2 separate regions of the Homo sapiens genome follow, and region 1 is linked to region 2. The links are chromatin contacts, found by Hi-C or POLR2A ChIA-PET in ENCODE. All regions are on one chromosome and are shown on one strand. Each heading gives the region's core, a stretch centred on a gene start or an enhancer-like site at or near the end of the contact. The rest is flanking DNA. Distances are from core to core; before and after follow the strand shown. Region 1 holds the start of DAD1 (defender against cell death 1). Region 2 holds the start of THTPA (thiamine triphosphatase).

Region 1 (3,884 bases), core at 1,385-3,884, 970 kb after region 2:
TGTTCCAGATTAGACAACTAGTAAACAGCAGAATCAAGGTTCAAACCTAGGACTGTCTGATTCTAGAGCTTGCACTCTTATCCACTACTCTGGACAAGAATTTTAAACTATATTAATATTCTGATTTAAACTAATTGAAATCAACACTAGTGTTAGCAATTTCCTATTGACAGATCAGTTAAAAATGTTTCAATGATTATAGAATCATAAACCGAATAGAGAAGTAGGCCTTTTCTTGCTGTTTTAAGTAGTTCAGAAAAGCCCTAGTGTAGTATATTGGTGTGACTAGCAGGTCTCAGAAACAAATGCATTCAATAAGTCCATTTGGTGTTTTTCATCTCTTCTTCTCTCCTGTGAGAGTTCCTGGGGAGATCTTAATGATGATAGTTGACATGGATCAAAGGCAGACAAAACATAAGGGAGAAAACACTGGAAGGAGCCTGGCTGATGGAACAGAAACTCCCTGAAGAATCCACACCTGAATGATTAAAAAGCATCAGCCTAGCCTGTAAAGTTTGAAGTTGAATATTCGTGAGGAAGCTACCCTCCTACTTGTTGATGAGGCAGAGAGAAAGGTTCAACTTGTCAGAGAAATTGATGCTTCCTGCCATATTATATTGAAATAAGAACCAGCTTGTTATCCACTCTTTTTTTTTCTTTCTCAGCAACATAGGTTTAGGCTGAACTTATGTTCATATAGCTGCACAAATCTCCACGGGTATGAATATAAATCTATCTATTCAAATAGACTCTAAAGGTTTCTTAGGTTATTTCTCTTCTTTCTAGAACTTAAGTAAGGCTTTGATCACCACTGATAATACATCCGTTAGTTAATGCGTGTAGAGTTTCCAGTCTAAAGGCAAATAAAAAGTGAAAAGGGGCCGGCGCAGTGGCTCACTCCTATAATCCCAGCACTTTGGGAGGCTGAAGCAGGCAGATCACCTGAGGTCAGGAGTTCAAGATCAGCTTGGCCAACATGGCGAAACCCCGTTTCTACTAAAAATACAAAAATTAGCCGGGCGTGGTGGCAGGTGCCTCTAATCCCAGCTACTCGGGAGGCTGAGGCAGGAGAATGGCTTGAACCCAGGAGGTGGAGGTTGCAGTGAGCCGAGATCGCACCATTCACTGCACTCCAGCCTGGGTGACAAGAGCAAAACTTCATCTCAAAAAAAAAAAAAAAAAAAAGTGAAAAGGCAGGAACGCTGTTGTTCACCTGCTGTTTTAGGAATTTTGCTCACGTACAGTTCAAAATATTAAGAAGCTGAAAATAAAGTACCTGGTCATGTGTGGAAAAACTTACAGCTAAAAGGTGAGATGAACTGGGTCTAGAAGGTCGGATTCACGTGAAATTAAAAGGGCAACGAAAGCCAGAACTTAATTTCTTAAAAAAAGTTAAAACAGGCCGGGTGCAGTGGCTCATGCCTGTAATCCCAGCACTTTGGGAGGCCGAGGCTGGCGGATCACAAGGTCAGGAGTTCGGGACCAGCCTGGCTAACAATGGTGAAACTCCGTCTCTACTGAAAATACAAAAATTAGCCGGGCGTGGTGGCGCGTGCCTGTAGTCCCAGCTACTAGGGAGGCGGAGGTTGCAGTGGGCCGAGATCGCGACACTGCACTCCAGCCTGGCCGACAGAGCAAGGCTCCGTCTCAAAAAAAAAAAAAAAAACAGTTAAAACCCTCAAAATAATCCCACTTGTTAAAATACAAAACCTGAAACCATTTCAGTTTCTTCTGCAAAATGAGTTGGAGAGAGTAGGGTTGAACCAGGCATGCTCTTTCGGGCCTTTCGACGCTGACATCCCGGGATATTACACCAGGTTCAAGATACCAGCTTGCGGAAAGAGAGCTGCTAAACTTGACCATATGCTTTTTGCACGACATTCGACAGCTGTCCCTCCCTTCACCAGCTCTTTTAAGGCTGCAAATATATCTGATTCACGTGAGAGTCCCTACAAGTTAGTACAACGTCAGGCCCCAAGGAGGCGCCCAATAAATGTTGGCATTGCAGGGCCAGATCCCGAGTTCCAGTTCAGAACCCTGCTGAGGTCAGGCTTCCTCCCTGCCTCCCGCCCCTCACCACACCCACTCACTCCCCCAAGTAATTAAGTCTAAACTGGGGCCTGTGCAGTGATTGGCCGCGCCGGGTCTCACTGCGGATGAACTTGACTTGTTCCAATGATCTGTGACAGACATCTGCAGACAGCGCCCTTAACAGAATTAGGGTCAGGCTGGTATCAAACCCCAGGAACGCCAGGCATTGCCTCAAAGTAGATGCAAACCGTTAAATCTTCCAGGACTCAGAAGGACCAGAGAGAGCCGGATACCTCTGGTTAGCTACGCGGTCCCCAGTAAAGCTTATTCCCCTCTTCCTCCCAGTGTGTCTTGTTGCCAGAGCAACTGTGGGCGTCACCGAGCTGACGGGCGGAAACAGAACAGAAAGAGTACACGTCCCCAGCTCATTGATAGGGCCATTGCGCAGACGCATTAACTTTTCTGAGTTGTAGTTGAGTCTGTTGATGCAGTCCGCGTCTGCGCATTAGTTGTTACGCGCCCTGGCCGGCCTCAGCGCCTGCGCAAATTGGCACACCGGGGAGGGCGGAGTTAGGTCACGAGGGTGCGCATGCGCAAACAGCACATCCGGTGTGGTCGACGGGTCCTCCAAGAGTTTGGGGCGCGGACCGGAGTACCTTGCGTGCAGTTATGTCGGCGTCGGTAGTGTCTGTCATTTCGCGGTTCTTAGAAGAGTACTTGAGCTCCACTCCGCAGCGTCTGAAGTTGCTGGACGCGTACCTGCTGTATATACTGCTGACCGGGGCGCTGCAGTTCGGTTACTGTCTCCTCGTGGGGACCTTCCCCTTCAACTCTTTTCTCTCGGGCTTCATCTCTTGTGTGGGGAGTTTCATCCTAGCGGGTAATGGTTCTATAAGTGATCATAATAATAATGTGTTACTTTGGTGTGCTGCTTTTGTTTTCATAGTACTCTATATCAGACCACCGCCCCTTGAAGTTATGAGAAGAGCCTGCATTGCCCTTTTGTTGTGAATGGGGAAATTGAGGCTCAGAAAGCTTAGATTATATGCCTAATACCAAACGGCTCCGTAGGAGTTGGACTTAAAAGTCTAAAGAAACCACCTTCGTGCCGCTACTCCACTTGGTGATCCACTTCACTTAATATTGGTCCGGGGAAAACCCTATTCCAACTTTAACTTAGGTTTAACACAACTCTAAAATTAGTAGACTTTTCAAATGAAAAACCCAACCTTGAATCATCTCTGTCATCTTGGCCTAATCATTACCAATCTCCGGTGAAACGTTTCAATGAAAGTGCAAAGAATATAAATACTGGTGCTTTTCTTGTTGAATCATCCTTTACTTGATTTTGCCTTTTAGCTGCTACTACTTTTTTTCTTGTTGAGGAAGCTGTTATTTCACTGTCCTGAACCCAATTTTTGTTCACATAACTCTATTTTAGCCTTATTTTTCCTTTTGATTCCAGGATTTGGTAACCTTGTAGACTGCTATATTTAGCGAGAACAGTCTCCATCAATTTTTGTTAAAATCTGACTTTTCTTGCCCAACGGGGATTCAGTGAATACTGAAAACAGGCGTGGCCTCTATCACTGGTATCACCTGCTACTTTGACTTTGAAAACATGCCAGCATTCATGGTTTCTTTTCAGTGTGATCATCAGTCAGGTCATCAGTTGTATTTTCAGTCCAATATGAGGCATTATGGTAAAAGCTTTGGCACATGTTCTTTATCCGTAAAGAGTTTATGGTCTAGTTGGGGTACAGACAAAATACAGCATTGGAATTGTCTGGAGGCCTGGCACAGTGGCTCATGCCTGTAATCCCAGTACTTTGGGAGGCCGAGGTAGGCAGATC
Region 2 (3,561 bases), core at 717-3,216:
GATTCACATAGAATTCTCGCCTCTACATGGTGAGGTGAGAATGGAACTGCCTGTTGCCAGTGTCTTGTTGTTAGTGCCTGGCAGCATGCTGGGCACATAGCAAGGAACTCAGTGTATGTTTGCTGAGGGGGCTCAAACAGCACTGCAGGGCTGTAAGGCCCCATGGGATGCACAATTCCTAGTGTGGATGAACTGTCTACAAGGGAATTATGCTTAGGAACAAATCTGCCAAATCATGCCCCACTGTCTCACATAACTATAATGTTATTGTCCTTTACAAAAAGCCAAAAGGACAAATTAAAAGGATCTAGGTAATTGTAAAACAAAAGGACAAGACTGGTTGGACTCTCAGTGTAGTGGGCAGTGCATCAGTCTCATGATCTGAAGATCCTGGGTCTGAGCCTCCCAGAGGGCAGCTTTTGTAAAAAGGCTTACTTTTTACTCCTTGTGGAGGAGTGGTGACTGAAGAAGAAGAAAAAAAAGAGATTGGGGGAAGGAAGAGTCAAAGCAGGGAACTGAGAAATGAAACTGAAGGAGATCTGGCTATAGGTATGAGAACTAAATGAGGCAGGTTGGCTGGAATTAGACACGTGGAAGGACTAGATCCAAATTAGCTACTGTTAAAGAGAAAACGAGATTTCACAGAACTGTAAGCAAACTTAGAAAATTGCTAAAACAATTCCCATTACAAAAATAATCCAGGCCAGGCACAGAGGCTCACACCTGTAATCCCAGCACTTTGGAAGGCCGAGGCAGGCAAATTGCTTGAGTCCAGGAGTTCCAGACCAGCCTGGGCAACACGGCAAAACCTTGTCTCTATTAAAAAAAAAATTTTTAATCCGGAGGCCCTCCCCCACTGCATGGTCCAGCAGGTGCCTCCAAAAGAGAAAAGTGGGGAGCAGGAAAAGCACAAAAGGGCCTGTCTCCCTCACCAAGCATGCTGCTGAGCCTGTGGATCTTCTCTAGGGCAGTTGGTACTTCAGCCTCCTCATGCACCAGGGCCTCTACCTCACCCACAGCGTAGCCAAAGTCGGCTGTATCCAAGTCCACCCTGAGCTGTGGCTCCTCTTCATCAGCTCCCAAGAGCACCAGCTTCCAGGCACTCCGCTTAGTCACAAAACTAGCTACTTCCTGCAGCCCCAGTGGGCCCAGCACAGCAGCCACATCTCCAGCCCCCAGGCCGTCAGCCCGCAGCACCTTACAGAGTTGGGCCACAATTGTAGGTTCCGCTGTGAGTTCCTTATACTCCGTGTGGGGTCCTAAGACACCTGCTGCTCCAGGACATTTGAGCTCCCATCCACTATCCTCTCGTCGTCGCAGCCAGTGGTCAGCCTGCATGAGGCTCAGCTCAGGGGTGTCATAGTAGGTGTCTCGGAAGGTGACCCGGTACTCCAGGGTGCCCCCCAACTCCTGCAGCCGCTCCTCTGTGCCAGGCCCTGGAAGGAACTTTCGCTCCACCTCAATCAAGCCCTGGGCCATGCTACCTGCAATTGGCTGAACAAACGTTTGCTGAGTTCCCAAGGATGCAAAGCCTGGTGCTCAGCTCCTGGGGCGTCAACTCAGTACAGAACCCCTCCCTGGAAAAACTTATGAGGGGCACACTGTGTCGCAATAGTCTCTAGGGCTACTGCCCTTTTCTCTCTACCTCGGTGACATTAAGGCCCCGTCGGTGATATTTTAAGGCTCTGACAGTGACAGGTCTCCAGTAAAATCCCTTCCACTGCTGCTGATGTCCTCAATCCAAAGAGACCCCTAGAAAGCAGGCCGGGTAGCGGGTGTCCTTTCAACGCCCCCCTCTCTACACCTTGCCACCCCAGGAGGCTACTGGCTCACGACCCGGGAGGACCTGCCCTTTCCTGCTACACTACCGGCCAGCGGAACTTCAGGTCTCACCTCAAAGCCCGAGAGTCTCCTCGCGGGACCCACAGAGGGGGAAGGGAGCCCACGCCATACACTCGCGAGGAATGCCGGGAGCAGTTCCGGATCCCGGACCTCGGCCCGACCCTCCGCGCGCCCGGCAGGTCCCGGCACCAGCGGCCATATTACGCCCGTTGTGGCGGTGCCGAGAGCAGGCCAGGGCTCGAGACACGCGCTATGTAATGGGAGGCCGCGACCCCCGCGGTGGCCAGGGGAGCGAGGCCGCCCCTTGCATTCTGCTCCTCATTGTTGGCCCCGCACGGCTCCCGGGGGCTGGTACAGGTCTCATGCCTGAGGCTGAGCCAGGCACCCCGAGGCGCGGATGCATGATGGGAGATGTAGTTCCAAAGGGAGACTTTGCCATCTCGCCCCGCCCGTCGCTATGGCGACAGGAAAGCTGCACTTGGTGCCTGCGGTACTCTACCTAAAGCTGAACTGGGGCTACAAGGCGGCGGGGAGAGTCGGGTGCAAGGAGCTCAAGCCCCAGTCCCGTCTCCAACACCCCCCGCCGCACCCCCAACGCAGGCAGATGGGCCTGGAATACAAGCCATTCACACCGTCCAACAGATATCTGCTATAGCAGCCAGCTAAGCGCAGGCCAGTGGCAATGGTGGCGAGGGGGGTTGGGGTGGGGGGAGGGAAGGGGGCGGGGGCAGCGCGTAATAAAGTCCAGTTTAGCTACTCTGGAGTTTTAGAGGGGATCTAATACCTCCTGGCATGAACGTTGAGGGTAAGAGTGGGTGAGAAACTTTCTGTCAGAGAATAAAGTGGTATTTTGGCCAGGAACTAAAGATATGATGGTATTTCAACAGTTGGAGACCTAGATGGAGACAGGAATAGCCTAAGCAAAGGCCCAGAAACTGGAGAGCACCTGGGTGGTACGTAAGGAGAAGACGAGGCTAGAAATGCAGTTGAGGGAAAAGCCTTGAGTGCTAGACTGAGGAGTTTGTCAGAGTTTCCAGCGGTCCCTAAGCAGTTTTTGTCAGGTGTAGAACTACTTATGTTCATTTAGAATACAGAAAGGCCGGTGCGGTTGCTCACACCTGCAATCCCAGCACTTTGGGAAGCCGAGGCAGGTGAATCACCTGAGGTCAGGAGTTCGAGACCAGCCTGGCCAACATGGAGAAACCCCCCCGGCCCGCCGTCTCTACTAAAAATGCAAAAATGAGCCGGGCATGGTGGCGCGTGCTTGTGTTCCCAGCTACTCCAGAGGCTGAGGCATGAGAATTGCTTGAACCTGGGAGGCAGAGGTTGCAGTGAGCTGAGATGGCGCCACTGCACTCCAGCCTGGGCGACAGAACGAGACTCCATCTGTCCCCAAAAAAATAAAATTCAGGAAAACATGGGGGTTGGCCCTTTGAATGCTTTGGGAGACAAAATATTAATAGAGATGATTCCTTCTTACTCCCTCTGAGGACTATGGTTATCTGGAGACTCTAACTATATGTCTGACCTTCCATGTGAGGAAGCTCCCTGAGGAACCGTGGCTCTTAACTCCTGGACTCCTTCCTATGATGGGTGAGAAGTGCCATGTTCTCAACACCTGCCCTCTCACCAGTATGTTTCTGGAAATACATGACCAGTGAGAGGTATTATAGGGAGAAGGACACTGGTTTAAAGACATGGCATTTTGGCCAGGTGTGT

Evidence for each region. A loop is a pair of places that touch in the nucleus more often than their neighbours do. ChIA-PET counts read pairs that join two places held with the same protein, here RNA polymerase II (POLR2A). Pooled maps may share reads with other maps.
Region 1: a loop to region 2 is called in a pooled map, with 9 times the contacts of the local background. The contact joins the promoter of DAD1 here to the promoter of THTPA in region 2. A Hi-C loop is called at or near these places in 2 of 37 single-sample maps with no recorded cell type and 13 of 50 pooled maps. POLR2A ChIA-PET finds 5 or more read pairs at or near these places in 4 of 52 experiments (B cell, Panc1, WTC11 and 1 more).

The regions. Positions count from the first base shown.
Region 1 is chr14:22,587,974-22,591,857 of GRCh38, reverse strand. DAD1 (defender against cell death 1) reads left to right here and starts at 2,634. Exons shown (of 3, transcript NM_001344.4): 1 at 2,634-2,911. The coding sequence starts at 2,701. RefSeq lists enhancers at 2,354-2,995, 2,996-3,637.
Region 2 is chr14:23,554,676-23,558,236 of GRCh38, reverse strand. It overlaps THTPA (thiamine triphosphatase), which reads right to left and starts at 1,966. Exons shown (of 2, transcript NM_024328.6): 1 at 933-1,966. The coding sequence starts at 1,479. It also overlaps a transcript of ZFHX2 not described here. RefSeq lists enhancers at 924-973, 1,834-2,093, 1,652-2,586.